Linked DNA regions of Homo sapiens: all the other regions are linked to region 1. Evidence: chromatin contacts called from ENCODE Hi-C or POLR2A ChIA-PET data. All regions are on one chromosome and are shown on one strand. Each heading gives the region's core, a stretch centred on a gene start or an enhancer-like site at or near the end of the contact. The rest is flanking DNA. Distances are from core to core; before and after follow the strand shown. Region 1 holds the start of UTP11 (UTP11 small subunit processome component). Region 2 holds the start of STK40 (serine/threonine kinase 40). Region 3 holds the start of MRPS15 (mitochondrial ribosomal protein S15). Region 4 has its middle 12 kb from the start of MACF1.

Region 1 (4,577 bases), core at 1,289-3,788:
GGTGGGTGGGGCATCTGAGGTCAGGAGTTCAAGACAAGCCTGGCCAACCTGGTGAAACTCCACCTCTACAAAAATACAAAAATTAGCCGGGCATGATGGCAGGTGCCTGTAATCCCAGCTACTCAAGAGGCTGAGCTGGGAGAATTGCTTGAACACGGGAGGCGGAGGTTGCAGTGGGCCAAGATCACACCATCGCACTCCAGCCTGGGCAACAGGGCGAGACTCCGCCTCAAAAAAACAAACAAAAAAAAACTTGTATAATAATTTGGGTAGGATTTTTAACAGTCATCTTTCTCATCTTTTATCCTTCAAGTGATGCAATAAATAACTATTTAAGGCCAGGCTCACACTTGCAATCCTAGCACTTTGGTAAGCTGAGGTGGGCAGATCACTTGAGCCCAGGAGTTCGAGACCAGCCTGGGCAACACAGTGAGACCTCATCTCTACAAATTAAAAAAATAAAATAAAATTAGCTGGGTGTCACAGTACACGCCTGTGGTCCCAGCTACTCAGGAAGCTGAGGCAAAAGAATGGCTTGAGTGAGGGGGTCGAGCCTGAAGTGAGCCGTGATTGCCCCACTCACTCCAGCCTTGGCAACAGAGGGAGACACTATCTCAAAAACATAAGTAAAATAATACCAAACCTCCCCTAATAATTTTAACTTTAATTACAGCAAAGGGAGGTTAACAGAGTAGAGAAAGCAAGCTAAAGGGTCAAAAAAGCAACAACATGAGGTGAGGCAGAAATCTTGAAATCTCTCATGTCCACCTGAATGTACAATCGCATTACAAAAGGAAACCTGGTATTGTATCTGAAATAGTTTACGTAATAACACATACACCCTCCATACAAAATATCTTCAGTAGCTCCCCTGCTGCCCTACTGAAGGATCTGCAGGATAAAGTCCAAACTACCCAAATATGGAACGTTTGTGTCAACGGTTTACCCACCTTTTCAGGATGGTCTTCTTCTCACCTCTTCTACACAGGCCATCTGTTCCTACTCAGCCATGGCCATGCCATGTCCACAGCCAGCTCTGAAAGCCCTCTGTCTTCTCTGCTAATCCAATTCCACTACTTACAACTGTGACTTTGGATATACTATTCAATCTCTTTAAGCACCAGATTCCTCATTTGTAAAATGAGGAATGAGGGTAACATCCACTTCAGAGGGATGTTGTAGGATTACATGAGACAATTGTAAAAACATGCAGGGCTGTGCCTAGCATATAGTAAGTGCTCAAAAGGTGATAGTTTTGGCCGGGTGCAGGGGCTCACGCCTGTAATCCCAGCACTTTGGGAGGCCAAGGCGGGTGGATCACCAGAGGTCAGGAGTTCGAGACCAGCCTGGCCAATCTGACAAAACCCCGTCTCTACTAAAAATACAAAAATTAGCAGGGCATGGTAGTGTGCACCTGCAGTCCCAGCTACTCGAGAGGCTGAGGCAGGAGAACCGCTTGAACCTGGGAGGCGGAGGTTGTAGTGAGGCGAGATCGTGCCACTGCACTCCAACCTGGGCAACAGAGTGAGACTCCATCTCAAAAAAAAAAAGTTTGATATATGCTATTAAGCAGGAAGACTGAACTGTAGTTAAGAGGCCTTAGTTCTATCCCATCAGTCAGCTGCACAACTCTTTCCCCTGTCTTCCTCATCTGTAAAACTAAGTTGGAGCACATATGTATGTCTAAGGGCCTTTCTGAATCAGATATTAAGCACGGGATTCCTGACAGTGTATCAACTGATTCTGCATATAAGCTTATTTCTACTCAACCTCCCTACACAGACACACCCACCATAGAAATCCTAGAACTGTTTACTCTGCCTGAATCTGGTGTTTGTAACTGGACAAGTCACCACTCTGGACCTCAGTTTCCTCATCTGTATAATGGGAATGGAAAAGGCCAACATTAAGGGGTAAGGCTTAAACAAAAAGCACATATGGCAGATCTTCATGAACCACAAGCCCAGCGTGATGATGATACCACATTAGTAACCACAGTCTCTTCGGTCAGGGCCCCCATATGCAGCAGGCGGAGCTGCCCATTAGACGTGGGATCCAATTTCAGCCCAGCAGTTGTTGCCTACATGAGCTCTGACCTCAACTCCTCAGAAGAGACCAGGCACTTGACAGACATCTTACTCAATCACCACACTGAAATCTTCCAGAGCAGGTTTTATATCCCCAAGGAAAGGGGGGCACCCCTGCTTTTCCTAGAACGGAAACGACAAATCCCCTCCACTCGTTCCCACGAAGCTCCGCCCCAGCCACGCCAGCGTCATTAACATACATTTACGTGCATTTATATACTATACAGTTTGGACCCGGATCCCACGGTGGCGACAGGGTTGGGGCAAGGGTAACACATGGCGACAAAGGCCAGCACTTGTGGGGCCTGTATGGTCCTACCTGGCTTCGCTCTCTGTGTTCCCGCTGCCGGGACTTAGCCGCCTTCCGAAAAGCCGCCGCCATGTCTGTACAGCCTTGGAAAAGATCAGTGGAGAACGCCGGATCCGCACTGCCTCTGCCGCCAAGTCCACTGATTCCTACCGGAAATAGGCCTAGCCGCCGGCGGTTTAGAACCGCCTACTTCCTCTAAGCAACCTATCCGGAGCCGGCTTTCAGGAAGTACGTCATTTAACAGAGGCAGTCACCGCAGGCTGCTTCTGGGAAGTGTAGTTTCCCAGATATAGTCTCGTGACTCTATAAGAGCCAGTTCTTATTCGCTAGCGCCTGTCCACGCTACCCAGATCTCGCCTTCGCGCTTGGCCCGCGTGGGCACCTGGGAACACGTGGCTGGCACTGGCCTCCGTCTGAGCTGGGCTTAGCGTGTGCGCATGTGCAGTCACTTACAGCTCGGCACGGGTTGCTGTATCTAGAAGGTATGTTTAAAGCTAGAGCAGTACGGATTTAACAGTTTTGGGGCTGGCTGGGCGCGGTGGCTCACGCCTGTAATCCCAGCACTTTGGGAGGCCAAGGCAGGCGGATCACGAGGTCAGGAGCCTGCCCAACATGGTGAAACCCCGTCTCTACTTAAAAAAAATACAAAAATTAGCTGTGCTTGGTGGTGCGCGCCTGTAATCCCAGCTACTCGGGAGGCTGAGGCAGGAGAATCACTTGAACCTGGGAGGCAGAGGTTGCAGTGAGTCGAGATGGCGCCATTGCACTCCAGCCTGGGCAATAGAGTGAGACTCCGTCTCAAAAAAAAAAAAAAAAAAAAAAAAAACACTGTTGGGGCTCAGGACTCACCACTCCAAAATATGACTGTGGGAGGCCAGAATATGCCACCCCAAAATATATATTTCTCTGGCTTGTTTCTTAAAGCTGGTTATGCTGAGAAACTGCAGATACAGGAGTTGCTCTGAAAAGCTGTCCTTCCTTTTGTAGAAATAAATTTATCACCTACAAAGGAAATCTACATTTTTAGTGAGGTATCTGTGTCAAGAAGAGGGCTGACAACTATTACTTCCTGAGAGATTTTATCTCCATAACAGGACATTTCCTCCTCTCACCTTCCCATAATATGTGTTGCCACCAGCCCCCAGAGGCCCCATGCCACTATTCTTTTCTGTAACTTGGGACACTATATAAACTTCATTCATCTGACCTGTCCATTTTTTGCTCCTCTACAACAGTGTACAGGAAAAAATATTCTATAGAGAGACAAGAGACCTTAAAACCATAACTGGCTCTGCCATTCACTTACAGGCTGTGTGACTTTTGGCAGGTTTCTTGACTTTAATGAGCATCATTTTTCTCAAGCATAAAATGAGGATAATAATAACATACACTTCTTGCCTCATATTGCTGTCAAGAGCTCACAGTTGAACTGAGGAGTCATATCTGTAAAGAGCATAGAAGGAAATCACCCAATGACAATAGCTATAAAGTTCTGAGTCCCTCACATCCCTAAGGGAATGGCTGGTTGACGATATGCGAATCAGAGGCAGTACAAGGTAATGACCCATGAGGTGTGTTCTGATGCCACCCCAGTCAAGGTAAAGTTAGATTCACTGAGCCTCCATCTCCCCATCTGTAAAACTGAGGTAATAATAATACTATACCCACAGGACTGTTTTGATGATTAAACGAAATATGTTGGTTTTTTGTTTTTTGTTTTTTTTTTTGAGACAGAGTCTCGCTCTGTTGCCCAGGCTGGAGTGTAGTGGCATCATCTCGGCTCACTGCAAGCTCCGCCTCCCGGATTCACACCATTCTCCTGCCTCAGCCTGCTGACTAGCTGGGAGTACAGGTGCCCACCACCACGCCAGGCTAATTTTTTGTATTTTTAGTAGAGATGGGGTTTCACCGTGTTAGCCAGGATGGTCTCAATCTCCTGACCTCGTGATCCGCCTGCCTCAGCCTCCCAAAGTGCTGGGATTACAGGCGTAAGCCACCGCACCCGGCCAAAACGAACTATGTTTAAAGTGCTTAATGCTGTTTTTATTCCTTAGCAAGTTCACAATAAAATGGAGTTACTATTGTTATTTTTATTATTACTAAACCTGCTTCTAAGTTTAGAGAGAGGATTGGGCACAGTAGAGCATTCCAGAGGTATTTGGTTTCTTTTCCACCACATG
Region 2 (4,577 bases), core at 1-2,500, 1.6 Mb after region 1:
ACATTAATTTCCTTCTCTGAGCACTGGCTTCCTCAGCTGTAAACAGCCTCCTACCTAATACTGTCTCAAGTGCTCCATGCAGAGTGTGGCACAACGGTGGGAGCTGTCCTGATTACTCTTGTTAGTCAGCCCTATCAGCAGCTCAGTGGGCACCAGGCATTCAGAGACAAAGGACACAGGTAGAGGCAGCCAGACTTCACTCATATCAGCTCTTGTGTCCTGGCACTGCCTATGTGGAGATGACAAATGCACATACACACAAGTGGCCACACACCCTAGGAAAACCCAGCAGTGCACACAAGCTTAGACACGTGTGCCCACACATGGATATAGAGTGACCCAGGGGACAGCTGGAAAGACAGCCAAGAGTTAGACATCATAAGCAGCAAACACCCTGACTCACACCTCTGGGACAAGGGAGTGGGGCTACGGCCGCTGGTGCTGCTGCCACTGAGCCCTTCTAGCTGCTTCTGCATGCCAAGGGAGGGAAGCCAGGCTCTTAGAGGGCCCCAGTGAGTCACTTGCCTGATGCAATCCCTTTAAAGGGCTCATCTGCTGGTGCAAGAAGCTGATTCATGGAGGGCGTGGTTGCTGGAGGAGGAGGAGAAAGGGACCGAAACTGCAGCAGGAGGAACTGAGGTTAGATAGCTGTAGTCGCTAATAGGAACGCTTCACTGTAAACCTCCCTGGTCAAGGCTTCAGGGATCTCCAGGTTGAAGGTTGCCATCCTCGGGGTTTCTACAAAGGCGACAGACCTAGAGGGAAATGAATTATGAGCGCTGCGACAGGAATTTCTGTCTTTTATTGAGCCTAACTGCAGGGCTTTCCTCACAGAGTTCCACAAACCGGGAAATGAGGATCAAGGATGAGTCACTTTTCTGATAAATACACTACAATTGGCCGATCTTCCAACCGCTGGGGACTTCAACCTCGGCAGGGGGAGTGTAGGGCCCGCGAGGTTCTGTGGGGTCGGGCGGGGCGGTGCCTCCGTCCCAGCCTCGCCGCAGATATAGATCAGCAGTAAGTACCGCCCCATTAGAGCCTCGGCCTCCAATCGTGTAACAGGTTTCGCCCAGACCCCACCCTGAACCAATCCTCAATCGGACTCTGGCCTCTTGCCTGAAGTCTTCCGCCCATCGTCAAGATGGCGCCCCAATCCGAAAGCCGTGGGGCTGGAGACGCAGGCGGAGGGCGGGGCCCGGGGGGGCGGGGCCGCGGCTAAGGCTGGGGAGGAGGGGGGCGGTGCGTCACTTCCGTTGTCAGGTGGCGGCGCCGCAGCCATGGAGGGAGGCGGCGGCGGCGGCGGCGGCGGCTCGGGTGGCTGCGCTGGGAGGCGGCGGTGAGAGGCTCGCACGCCTCCAGCCCGGCCCCGGCCCCCCGGGAGGGAGAGCCGAGCAGCCCCGGCTCTGGGCTACGGACTATGGGCGAATAGCTCTGACCACCCGGCGAAGGTGAGGGCAGGGGTCCAGGAGCGGGGAGCCGGGTGGGGGTTGCGGGTAGGCGGGGCGGGCCCCGGCGGCCGCGGCGGTGGAATCGGAGTGACAGCCTGAAGCCATCTGAGTGCAGCAGAAATGGCCCCGGCGAATGCCCCCTCCTCCGCTGGGGCTCTGCCCTTCCCCGGCGGCAGGGGCGAGGGCTGCCTCGCGCCGGGTACCGGGAGGCCGCGGGAGCTTCAGTCCCCGCCGCAGCTCTGGGAAGTGGGCACTGCCAGCTTTGCCTAGAGTCACCCAGCCAGTGAGTGAAGCAACCGGCGTGTGAATCCAGCCAGATCTTTCCAAAAAGACACCTTCTGCCTCTCCGTGTTTCCCTCCTAATCCCGAGGGTGACTTGATAGTTAGAACGAGTCCCCAGGGAGGGCCAGCCAGGGCTTCCTCCAAGAGCCCTCACTCTGGCACGGGCGCTACCGCTGCTGGGGAATTTTCATATCCCGGGCGGCGTTCAGGTACGAGTCACAGCTACCTGCTTGCCAAGGCCACGTTTGGCCGGCCTTTTCCAAGGAGAGCTTGCTGTGGTCAGTGTTTCACCTGCCGAGCCGGTCAGGCCCGCCCATTCCCACGCCACTTGGCCCCGCCTTCCAGCCAGTTAGGTAGGGACATTCGGATTCCTGATGCCGAGTTTTCTGCCCACCCCAATCCCCAGGTTTGAAGCCCTTTTGTTAGCGGAAGGAAGAGATGACAGCCGCCCTCTGTGTGGCAGGATAGACTTTGCTCTGTTTTAAGTCACTGGAGGAAACCGGTTGGCTTTGCTTTGGTTTTGAGAACCAGTGGGGAAGAGGGTAGGCATACTGGGCTGGGCGCCTTTCCCTCTTTGAGTAGTTTTGCGTGAGATAAGGAAGAGCAGAATGTGTAATTGTAGGGCCAAAATAATCTTGTTTGTAAACAGTGCCTGTGAGCTCCTTTAGTGCTTCCTAATGGCCGTGCTGTGCAAGTTGTTGGTTGGGTTAATCTAGACAGTCCTCATTCATTCATTCATTCATTTCTCACATGACCACAACAAGAGTCCTTGCCTAGAGGCAAGTGCTAGACAGCATAGTGGTTAAGAGTAGGCTTTGGAGCCAGACTTCCTGAGTTCAAATTCTGGCTCAGCAACTTTCCAGCTGTGTGTACCTGGGCACATTGCTTAGTCTCCCTGTGCCTCAGTGTCTTCGTCTATAAAACAAGGATGATAACAGAGAGAGATATTATGAAGAGTAAAAAGTTAACATGTAAAACATACAACCATGTTTGCCACGTAATAAGAATTCAATAAATGTTATCTATTTTTATTTCAAGGAGCATACAGTCTAATTAAGGGAAATTGACCTGTAAACAAATGGTTGAAATGTGGTCTAAAGAAGCTAGTAGTGGCTGGGCGCCGTGGCTCATGCCTGTAATCCCAACACTTTGGGAAGCCGAGGCGGGCGGATCACCTGAGGTCAGGAGTTCGAGACCAGCCTGGCTAACATGGTGAAACCCCATCTCTACTGAAAATAGAAAAATTAGCTGGGCATGGTGGCACAGGCCTGTAATCCCAGCTACTCGGGAGGCTGAGGCAGGAGAATTGCTTGAACCTATGAGGCAGAGGTTGCAGTGAGCCGAGATCAAGCCAGTGCACTCCAGCCTGAGTAACAGAGTGAGACTCTGTCTCAAAAAAAAAAAAAAAAGAAGAAGAAGAAGCTAATAGCAGCAGCAAGAGAGTACTGTGGGAGCCCAGTGGAGAAAGGGAGAAAGCTGTGAGCTCAGCCTTGGGGGTGGGGTGGGGACGGGAGTGTGCCATGAAAAGGCTTGGCAGAAGTGATGCTGGAGCTGAGTCTAAAAGGAGAGGAGGGGAGGCTTAGCCAGGTGAGAATGAATACTTTGAGAGCGAGATAGACAAATAAACTCATAGTTTATTCCAGAAATCTCAGATTGTTCAATCTAGTGGTATGGAAGTTGATATGGTGCAAGTGAAGCAGTATAGGTTCATGAAAGAATGCCATATTAGCAATTTGAGATATCATGCCCAGGGCAGCCGGGAGCAAGTGAAAAGGTCTGAAGCAGAGGAATGACATGATTGGTTACATATTTTAGAAAGATTTCACTGGAGTCCCAGTAGAGGAGGGAAGGAGGAGGACAGGAGCGACTGAAGGGCTGGAGAACTCTTCGGAGACAAACCTAGGCTTCTGAGAGAGGAGAGTTGGTGCTGGGGCGATGGATCTTTGCTGAGGAAGCACCATGTGCAACCAGTGCCAGATGGCAAGCTCCTGCATTGGCCTGGGCTTCTCTGCCTGGCGCAGAAGTGCCTGGCACATGTGCCCCTCTCTTCCTGGGATTGTAGGTTGCTTGAGCAGCTGGAGAGATAAGACTGCCCTCTCAGAAGGCCAGTTGTAAAGGGTGCTGTGTTTGCTAACTTGTGCTTTTAATCTGACCTTTGGGGAAGGCAGTAGATTGTAATAGTTAAGAGGTTATTTGAGGCCGGGTATGATGGCTCACGCCTGTAATCCCAGCACTTTAGGAGGCCGAAGTGGGCAGATCACCTGAGGTCAGGAGTTCAAGACCAGTCTAACATGGAGAAACCCCTTCTCTACTAAAAATACAAAATTAGCCGGACGTGGTGGTGCATGCTTGTAATCCCAGCTACTCAGGAGGCTGAGACAGGAGAATCTCTTGAACCTGGGAGGCGGAGGTTGCGGTGAACCAAAATTGCATCATTGCACTCCAGCCTGGGCAACAAGAGCGAAACTCTGTCTCAAAAAAAAAGCTTATTTGGCTCTGCCATCAGACAGATCTGTGTTCTACTTCTATCCCTGCTGGTCACTAGGGATTACTTATTCTCTCCACCACAGCTTTCTCATCTGTAAAATGGGGACAATAAGAGTACCTTCGTAATAGGGCAGTTGTGAGGAGTAAGTAAGATGTTACAGGATGAGTACTTAACAGACACTGAGTAGTAAATGTTAGCTCTTATTACAGGCTACAGGAAAGAACTTTTAGGAATTAGTTGCAGCAATTCATGGCAACTAGAACTATGTCCCATTGAGCTGTCAGAAGTGTCCTGAGGGATCACAAGATCACAGAGTTTTATTTTATTCTTTCTGAAAAGAAAATCTAAGGGGAGTT
Region 3 (4,577 bases), core at 545-3,044, 1.5 Mb after region 1:
ATACTTTAAGGACCAGATCATGCTCCATCCAGCCCCACCCAATGGCCTTTTGTGCTTGTTTCCTATAACTTCAGTATTGTAAACTAGTTTTTGGTTTGCAGTTTTTGTTGTTGTTTATAGACACTCTTGGGTGTACCTGAGTCTCTGTTATTTATTTTTCAGGGCCCAGCAGTCAGGGGGAAACTTCTCAGAGTTGGTCCTTTCTTCCTCCCTCCCTTCCTTCCTCCCTCCCTTCCTTCCCCCCTTCCTTCCTCCCTTCCTTCCTTTCCCTTCCTTCCTTCCCTCCTTCCTTCCCTTGCTTCCTTCTGCTAGCTCTCAGTATCTAGGCCCTATGCAAACGACTCAGCTCAGTTCACCCTCAGAGAGCTGCATTCTAGTGGTGGAGACTTGAAAACTGATCCTTAGGGCACAGTGGCATGGGTTACACGGGGGGAGTGACAGTGCGGTGGGACACGGTGAAGAGACTTTGGAAAAACTAACCCCTGTTGGGGAAATAAAATTAAAGACAAAATCCCCTGCCAACGCAGAAAACCTCTTCACAAGGGTAGAAAAGAAAGAAAACAGTGTTATTATTGAATAAGCATTAAACCGGAATGTGATACACTGGTGATCCACTAAAGAGACTGCAAAGAGACAAAAATCTTACTCTTTTATGTAGCAAAGTGAATACAACTTACTGTATCCATTTTCTCAAGATAAACAATAACTGGTCCTCAAGCAAGAGGACTTGGCTGCACCTCACTCTAAATTTACCTGGTAAGTGGGAAGCCACCTGTGTCTGCTAATTGCCTTTATCCAAAGGAAAAATCGATTTCCCCTATCTTTATAACAAAGGGTAGGTTGCAACTAAGAGCTAGGCACCAACTGAAGTTAGGCTCCTACCCTCCCACAGGAACTGAGAGAGAGCACTATCTTCCTTAATTATTACATTTCAAAGGGTTGGCCCCCAGGTCCTTGAGAAAAACATTCCGGGGTTGTAAAACTGGCAAGAGGTTTATTTACCTTTTAAGAAGATTTACATTCATCGCAAAGCAGTAGAGAAAGTATTCACAATTACAAGTTTTCTAAAGTAAATGCTCTCAGAAAAGTGAGGGGAAGGAGTCTTTTCCCTTTTTGCGCCAGGGAAAATTAAATTTTCTTTTTCTTCTAATTTGTATCCACCCTTACACCACTCATTTCACAAATAACGTCACCGTAAAGATTTACTAAATGCTCACTATATACCAGGTGGTCTGCATACAACTCAGTTAATCCTCTCAACAACCTAAAAGAGAGATATTGTTATTACTATCCCTACAGGGCCCACATAGGTTAAGTGACTTGCCCACAAGATCACATGTTGAGTAAATGGCTGAGTTAGGATTCCAGACCAGGACTGTGCGATTCCAAACTCAGCGACTTTAGTCTCCAGGCTACGAGGCTGCCAGAGACATGGCTGAAACCCAGTAGTAGTTCTTACACGGTCCCATCCTTGTCTAAGGGAGGGGTGAGGTGGGGTGGAGAGGGGATTGGGTTGGGGGTAGAAGGCTACCGCAGGCGCCATGGACCTCCCAAAATAACCCTGGCCCGAGGGCCAGGAATGAGATTAAGGACGGAACGCATGCCCTCCAAAAAGTGGCATTTTAGAATTTATACAGCACCCCAGCACGCTGCTAAACGTGGGCACACAACCACCACGGCCCGATCACGCGCAGCGGGAACCCGGTCTCTGAGCTCCGCCCCGTGCGTTGCGTCATCAGAGTCACGCCACCTAATCCATTCTCTCGGTCTTCGTCTGCTCCGGTATTGCAACTGCCTCGATTGGTCGATCCTGGGCCAGCATGGCGGCGCCCATGTAACCCGGTCCGTGCCGCAAAGCGAACGGCGGCCGCGGCGCGGGCCCCGCGGGGGTTAGAGGTCACCATGCTGAGGGTCGCGTGGAGGACGCTGAGTTTGATTCGGACCCGGGCAGTTACCCAGGTCCTAGTACCCGGGCTGCCGGGCGGTGGGAGCGCCAAGTTTCCTTTCAACCAGTGGGGCCTGCAGCCTCGAAGTGAGGAGCTGAGAAATGGGACGGCGGGCGTAGGGAAACAGGGTTCGGCGAAGATAGGGAATAAGGAAGCACAGGAGTAGGGGAGATATACAGCGGTCAGGATAAGGGGGAAAGGGCGGTGGTTGCGCAAGAGGTGAAACAAGATGTGAGAGACAAGGGGTAGGGAAGAAATGGGGCAGCGGTTAGGTTCAGAAGCGCATAGACCGTGGCGGACGGGCAATGCGAGGGGCACAGAAAGGAACTGAGGGGTGGGCTATTTAAGGAGATGGTCCTCAGCCCTCTCTTTTCTGCGTAGGTCTCCTCCTCCAGGCCGCGCGCGGATATGTCGTCCGGAAACCAGGTAGGAGTTCCTAAGGTGGGACTTGGGGCGGAAGAGAGACCTCCTGGAAGGCTGGGGTGGGTAAGGGGACCGATGTGGCGAATTAGAGCCACTAGATGAGGTGAGCCAGAGGTCCTGAGCAAAAGACCCCACGTCCACCTTACACAAAGCCCTAGGCCTGCAGCCTGTATGGGGACAGAGGGGTGTGAAGGGCGGGAGCAGGAGCTTTCCAGGTGAATGAGTGAAAATGAGCTTCCCAGAGGGAGTGCATGGCTGGCACCACCCAGGCCTACCTAGAGTATGGCACTTTGTGTCTGCGCTTCTGAGATGCAGGATGTAATTTCCCATTGCAACTCAGTATGCATAGTAGTTAAGATCCTTCTTATTAGGTAAATGATATGGGGCAAGGTACTTCCTCTCTCTGATTCTTATTTCTAAAATGAGTGTGAAAGTATCCATTTGCAAGGATTGTTAGGATTCAGCGATAATACACGAAAAGCACCCTTAACGCTGTGCTCAATTAAATATATTGATAGTATATATTAGAATTTATTATCTGGGGCCGGACGCGGTGGCTTACGCCTGTAATCCCAACACTTTGGGAGGCCAAGGTGGGCAGATCACTTGAGTTCAGGAGTTCGAGACCAGCCTGGCCAACATGGTGAAACCTCGTCTCTACTAAAAATACAGAAAAAAATTAGCCAGGTGTGGTAGCGCGCGCCTGTAATCCCAGCTACTCAGGAGGCTGAGGCAGGAGAATCGCTTGAACCTGGGAGGTGGAGGTTGCAGTGAGCCGATCGTGCCACTGCACTCCAGCCTGGGTGACAGAGCGAGACTCCATCTCAAAAAAACAAAAAAGAAAGAAATTATTGGCTGGACATGGCCCCAACATTTTGGGAGGCCAAGGCTGGAGGATCACTTGAGGCCAGGAGTTCAAGACCAGCCTGGGCAACATAGCAAGACCCAGTCTCTACAAAAAATAAAATAAGTAGAATTTATTGCTATTAATATATTTTTAATATAATTCTTTTCTGCCTCCCTATCAGAATCAACTTGAGCTGTTACAGACAGAAGAGGCCCATTAATGTTATTTGCATAGCAGGGTCTGACTGGAGAGGATAAGTCCATCTACTCTATGCCTCTTCCTCATCTCCAAGGGATAGCAGGGGTGCACACACCAAGACTGAGGTTTTCCTGTGATCTCTACTTGGTGCTTACATTTCAGGCATCGTACAGCTAGCTGCCTTTCCTCAACCCCCTTAATTCATACATGCAGTCAGCCAGCAAGTGTTTGTTGAGTGCCTAGTCTAGGCTGAGCCATGGGCCAGACTATGGTGGATTCCAAGGGAGTCAAACTCTGTCCTATCCACAGGAGGACCCATCCTAGTGGGGGATCTGAGAACTGTAGAGCCAGATAGGTGTGTGAAAGGTGCAGGCACAGTGTAGGGTCTTGGGAAAAGCCACCTACTCGCAACATGAAATATCAAAGCAGGTGCCCACGGAGTTTGCAAAGGAGAAACTGAGCCGAGAGATATCCAGTGCTTTGCTTGAGACCCTGAATGTCCCTTCTGGAGTTGGAGAGTGGGTGAAAAGAGCCAGGTCTGGGAGGGTGGGCAGCGAGAGTTGACTCTGGGTGTTTTCTATCCCCATATTTACTTGACAGCCCAGTCTAGGCTGGATGATGACCCACCTCCCTCTACGCTGCTCAAAGACTACCAGAATGTCCCTGGAATTGAGAAGTAAGCAGGAAGAAACCTAGTAGAGGAGGCAGGGGGCCCTGGGAGGATTGTCGGGGAGTGGGGAAAGACAGTGGCTTTGAGACTTGGCTTGCTGTAGCTGAAGCTTGATCTAGAAGGAGGCAGGGGCCCAGGTGTCCAGGTGTGGTGAGGGTGGGTGGTCAGCAAGGCAGATGGCACTCATGGAGCTCGGCTACTTGGGGGTTTTTTTGTACTCTAGATGAACACCCTGTACCACTAGATTCCAAGGAGCTAACATACTTCACAGGTCTTTGTAGAAATCTCTCATCTCTTGTTCCTCACAAAAGCTGTATGTCCCCATTTTATAGATTTTCAAGCTGTCCAGTGTCATACAGTTCTAAAGGGCAGAGCTAGAGTTTGAATCCAGGGCTGACTGACACCAAAGCCAGAGGCCCTCTGCTCAGCTCCTATGCAGTGTGGTGGGAGCTGGTCAGTCCCTCCCACTGTGCAATTTAACTTGAAATGTCTC
Region 4 (4,577 bases), core at 951-3,450, 1.2 Mb before region 1:
CAAAACATAATAACACTTAGCCAGGCCCAGTGGTTACACACCTGTAGTTCTAGCTACTTGGGAGGCTGAGGCAGGAGAATCACTCCAGCCCAGGAGTTTCAGGCCACAGTGAGCTATGATCACACCACTGCACTCCAGCCTAGACAGCAGAGCAAGACAATAGAGAAGGGAAGGGAGGGGAGGGGAGGGGAGGGGAGGGGAGAGGAAGGCAGGGAGAAAGAAATTCCACTTTTGGCTGGGCATGGTGGCTCACGCCTGTAATCCCAGCACATTAAAAGGCTGAGGCGGGGTGGATCACCTAAGGTCAGGAGTTCAAGACCAGCCTGGCCACCCGTCTCTACTAAAATTACAAAAATTAGCCGGGCATGGTGGCATGTGCCTGTAGTCTCAGCTACCTGGGAGGCTGAGTCAGAAGAATCCCTTGAGCCCGGGAGGTGGAGGCTGCAGTGAGCTGAGATCGCGCCACTGCACTCCAGCTTGGGAAACAGAACAAGACTCTATCACAAAAAAAAAAAAAAAAAAAAGAAAAGAAAAGAAAAGAAAAGAAAAGAAAAGAAATTCCACTTCTGGAAATCCCTCCGGATATGGATTCTGCCCAGGATCTAACTCTAGATGGCCTTCCTATCAAGCTCAGCAACTGAAGGTCTTACCCTTAAGAAAGAAAAGGGAAAGTAACACTAAAGAGGAGGGGCAGAAAATAAAGTGAGAGATGCTCTGGTACAGCACTTAGAAAACTCACTCTTGGCCAGGTGTGGTGGCGCATGCCTGTAATCCCAGCACTTTGGGAGGACGAGGTGGTTGGATCACCTGAGGTCAGGAGTTCGAGACCAGCCTGACCAATATGGTGAAACCCCATCTCTATTAAAAATACAAAATTACCCAGGAGTGCCTGTAATCCCAGCTACTTGGGAGGCTGAGGCAAGAGAATTGCCTGAACCCAGGAAGTGGAGGTTGCAGTGAGCTGAGATCATGCCACTGCACCCCAGCCTGGGCAACAACAGCGAAACTGTCTCAAAAAAAGAAAAAAAGAAAAAAGAAAACTCACTCTTAAACCCAAGTGCCTGCCTCTCTCTCTCTCTCTCTCCCTCTCTCTCTTACCAGGGCTGTAAATATAATTTGTGAGCCAAACCTATATTCAAATTCTGATTTCACAATCTCTAGTTGTGTATCTATGAACCAATTACTTAATCTCTTTAATCCATAGTTATCTCATGTCAAAAAGGGATAATAAAATTACCTCTTCACAGTGTTACAGTGAGGATTAAGTGAGAAAATGCATAATATATTTGGCACACAGTAAGCATTAACTATTTAAAAAGCATTAAACATTGACTCATTAATGCCAACTCTTGTTATTATGATTACCACACAAGAGACCTCCTAGCAGGGCATCAAGTCATCCTCAGTGGCAAATGCAAGAAGGTAAGTGAAAGTAATGTGTGGTATTGAACAGCTCAATGACTAAGTCAAATTAGGCTTCGACAGCATTGCTTCAAAAAGGGAAAGGACAAGAATATCTAGTCAACCTCAACAGCCATATTACCATTTTAAGTAATCTCTCTCTCTGGCATTTTGACCCTTTTCCCCAATGAAATAATATCTATCTAGTAAGCTTTTTCCAGGAAACTCTGGTAGCCAACATCTTAAAGAAATGGAGAAAAAAATGATACGAAGAAAAGAAGCCCTGTCTATGGGGACTGTTCCAGAATCTTGCCCAGGATTGTTATTTTTGTCCAGAAATATTCTTTTTTTTTTTAATTTTTGAGATGGAATTTCACTCTTGTTGCCCAGACTGTAGTGCAATGGCACAATCTCGGTTCACTGCAACCTCTGCCTCCCGGGTTTAAGCAATTCTCCTGCCTCAGCCTCCCAAGTAGCTGGGATTACAGGCATGCGCCACCATGCCCGTCTAATTTTTTTGTATTTTTGGTAGAGACGGGGTTTCACCATGTTGGCCAGGCTGGTCTCGAACTCCTGACCTCAGGTGATATCCACCCGCCTCGGGTTACAGGCATGAGCCACTGCGCTTCGCCCATAAAGTTCTTAATACAAGTTCACGCCTTTTGTTTCTGCTCTAATATTTTAAAAAACATAGTACTGAATATACAAAGATGTCACAATAGACAAGGAATCCAGCTCATTTATCACTAGATTAGTGTTTCTCTTATTGAGAGCCTAACCCTCAGTGACCCCTACTGGACAAAGATAGATAGACACAGAAGACTAAGTTTTTAAACAACAAAGAAAACTGTGTTGCTTTTATTCTGATGAAATTCTCACACATGGAACTTTCATTATACAAGTTCAAGCTTGTGTCAAAATCTATATACACCTGTAACATAGAAGGCAACAATGCTATGTCCAGTCAGCTCATTCCTTTTATGGGAAACATTATCACCATAAAGTTGGTTGGCTTCACGGCTGCCTCAACAGGATCGTCAGTATTTATGGTTTTGTGATGAGTCCTTATAGAGAAAATAGCAGACAGAAAAGGAGCAGTCACTGGCACACAACTCCTACCCCTCAGTACCTTGCAATTTTTCCATTCCCCGAGGTGACTCACTCTTAACACAGCCCAGACTACTTGCCAGCAGTCAGGGCCACTATGTGTGCCTGGTGAGTAATGCTTTCCCCAGCGTGCATCCTCCCAGCTGCCTCTGACTGAACAAGTCATAAAAGGAAATCTGGGTAACCATTTTTAAGTTTTTTGTTTTTTTCTTTTTTTGAGACAGAGTCTTGCTGTGTCGCCCAGGCTGGAGTGCAGTGGTGAGATATCGGCTCACTGCAATCTCCACTTCCCAGGTTCAAGCAATTCTTGTGCCTCAGTCTCCTGAGTAGCTGGGATTACAGGCATACACCACCACACCCAGCTAATTTTTGTATGTTTAATAGAAACGGAGTTTCACCATGTTGGCCAGGCTGGTCTCGAACTCCTGGCCTCAAGTGATCCACCTGCTTCGGCCTCCCAAAGTGCTGGGAGCCACCGTGCCTGGCCCAGTTTTAAGAACACATGTCCCATCCTAAACACAAGGATAGCTCCTCTCAGCTCCCTGCAGGGACTCAGAGTTGTAATGAATTCCCTCTAATGGCAGCCAGGTGGCAATGCAGAAACAGGCAAAGGCAGAAAAGCCAATGAGTATGATTAAGCCCTTACTCTCTAAAATCTGGGGACCACAGCTTCTACTTTGGATAAAACAAAAAGTAATGGGCATGAAGCAGAGCCATCTGCTATCACACAGCATCACACCCTGTGGCACAGCCCTGATGAAAAGCCCAATCTCAGAAGAAGGAGGCAGCCTCTTAAGTATCTGTCCATCCATCCTTAGGTGTCCCAAGTAGTGGATGAGGAAAACGACAGCATCTGTTTTTTTGATTAGTGACTGGCACATTAATTGAAAAATGGACAACAGTTGTAGTTAAACTTTCTCCCAATAGATGTTCCTGGAGTATCTAATCCTTCAGACATGAATCTATGGAGTTAGTGCAAACATTTTGGAAACAGCTGCCAAGAGCTAGGTAAGTGAGAGAAGTGGAGGAAGGTCTTTGACACAGACAATTTACTTCAAAGCTATCTTAAGCAATAATAATTCCTGATAAATTGTCAAACAGGAAAACTTTAAGTAGGACCCAACTGGGCCTGTACTTTACTGCTAGGTTAAAAAAAAAAAAAAAAAAAGAAAGAAAGAATCACCCCAAATACATCATATCCAGTGAATTTTTAAAATTTTCTTAAAAATCAGAGCACCTTCAATACAGTTGCCTACATTTTTTCCCTACCTATAATCCTTGGGTCTCTGATGCTCATATATGCCTGGGAAGAAAACTATTATCCAGCTTAGTTTTTGTTGTTGTTGTTTTGGGGTTTTTTTGTTTGTTTGTTTTTGAGACACAGTCTCACTCTGTCACTCAGGCTGGAGTGCAGTGGTGCGATCTCAGCTCACTGCAAACTCCACCTCCCAGGTTCAAGCGATTCTCGTGCCTCAGCCTCCCAAGTAGCTGGGATTACAGGCACACCACCACGCCCGGCTAATTTTTGTATTTTTAGTAGAGACGGGGTTTCGCCATGTTGGCCAACCCAGTCTCAAACTCCTGGCCTCAAGTGATCCACCTGCCTCGGCCTCCCAAAGTGCTGGAATTACAGGCCACCGCACCACCTCCAGCTCAGTTTTTGACAAAATCCAGAATACTCAAGATCCTGATTTTTATCAAAAAGAGAGAGAAAGAGAAAAAGAGAGACAGCACAAGGCGGTGGCTCACGTCTGTAATCGCAGTACTTTGGGAGGCCGAGAGGGCAGATTTCTTGAGCCCAGGAGTTCGAGACCACCCTGGGCAACATGGCAAAACCCTGTTGTTATGAAAAAATACAATAAGTTAGCTGGGTGTGGGGATGCACATCTGTAGTCCCAGCTACTCACGCCACTACACTTCAACCTGGGTGACAAAGCAAGATTCCATCAAAAAAAAAAAAAAAAAACAAAAACAAACACACACACACACACACACACAAAAGAAGAGAAAGAAAGAAAGAAAAGACAAGAAAAGAGAAAGGAAGAGAGAGGAGAGGGGCGGGGAGGGGA

Evidence for each region. Hi-C counts contacts between places; a loop is a spot of excess contacts on that map. ChIA-PET counts read pairs that join two places held with the same protein, here RNA polymerase II (POLR2A). Pooled maps may share reads with other maps.
Region 2: a loop to region 1 is called in a pooled map, with 6 times the contacts of the local background. The contact joins the promoter of STK40 here to the promoter of UTP11 in region 1. A Hi-C loop is called at or near these places in 7 of 50 pooled maps. POLR2A ChIA-PET finds 5 or more read pairs at or near these places in 2 of 52 experiments (HEK293 and activated T-cell).
Region 3: a pooled map shows a loop between it and region 1 (8-fold over the local background). The contact joins the promoter of MRPS15 here to the promoter of UTP11 in region 1. A Hi-C loop is called at or near these places in 1 of 168 maps with a recorded cell type or tissue (ascending aorta) and 10 of 50 pooled maps. POLR2A ChIA-PET finds 5 or more read pairs at or near these places in 1 of 52 experiments (activated T-cell).
Region 4: a loop to region 1 is called in a map of chondrocyte, with 9 times the contacts of the local background. The contact joins the enhancer-like site here to the promoter of UTP11 in region 1. A Hi-C loop is called at or near these places in 1 of 168 maps with a recorded cell type or tissue (chondrocyte) and 4 of 50 pooled maps. POLR2A ChIA-PET finds 5 or more read pairs at or near these places in 1 of 52 experiments (activated CD4-positive, alpha-beta T cell).

What each region holds. Positions count from the first base shown.
Region 1 is chr1:38,010,695-38,015,271 of GRCh38, reverse strand. It overlaps UTP11 (UTP11 small subunit processome component), which reads right to left and starts at 2,538. Exons shown (of 8, transcript NM_016037.4): 1 at 2,407-2,538. The coding sequence starts at 2,469.
Region 2 is chr1:36,382,597-36,387,173 of GRCh38, reverse strand. It overlaps STK40 (serine/threonine kinase 40), which reads left to right and starts at 1,250. Exons shown (of 11, transcript NM_001282547.2): 1 at 1,250-1,451. It overlaps LOC124904012 (a long non-coding RNA gene), which reads right to left and starts at 983. Exons shown (of 2, transcript XR_007065779.1): 1 at 847-983; 2 at 1-755. RefSeq lists enhancers at 403-772, 803-912, 1-936 and silencers at 1,143-1,522, 1,673-1,742, 2,043-2,092.
Region 3 is chr1:36,461,601-36,466,177 of GRCh38, reverse strand. MRPS15 (mitochondrial ribosomal protein S15) reads left to right here and starts at 1,794. Exons shown (of 8, transcript NM_031280.4): 1 at 1,794-2,032; 2 at 2,328-2,372; 3 at 4,015-4,090. The coding sequence starts at 1,903. CSF3R (colony stimulating factor 3 receptor) reads left to right here. Exons shown (of 17, transcript NM_000760.4): 17 at 1-135. RefSeq lists enhancers at 981-1,882, 1,639-1,888, 1,288-2,487, 1,883-2,786.
Region 4 is chr1:39,190,299-39,194,875 of GRCh38, reverse strand. It overlaps a transcript of MACF1 not described here. Among named protein-coding and RNA genes, the nearest start is that of MACF1, 12 kb to the left of the region's middle. RefSeq lists an enhancer at 2,826-3,368. Within about 2 kb of position 2,200, at least 37 of the 41 ENCODE cell types and tissues checked have a DNase peak (open chromatin) inside an H3K27ac peak, as active enhancers do.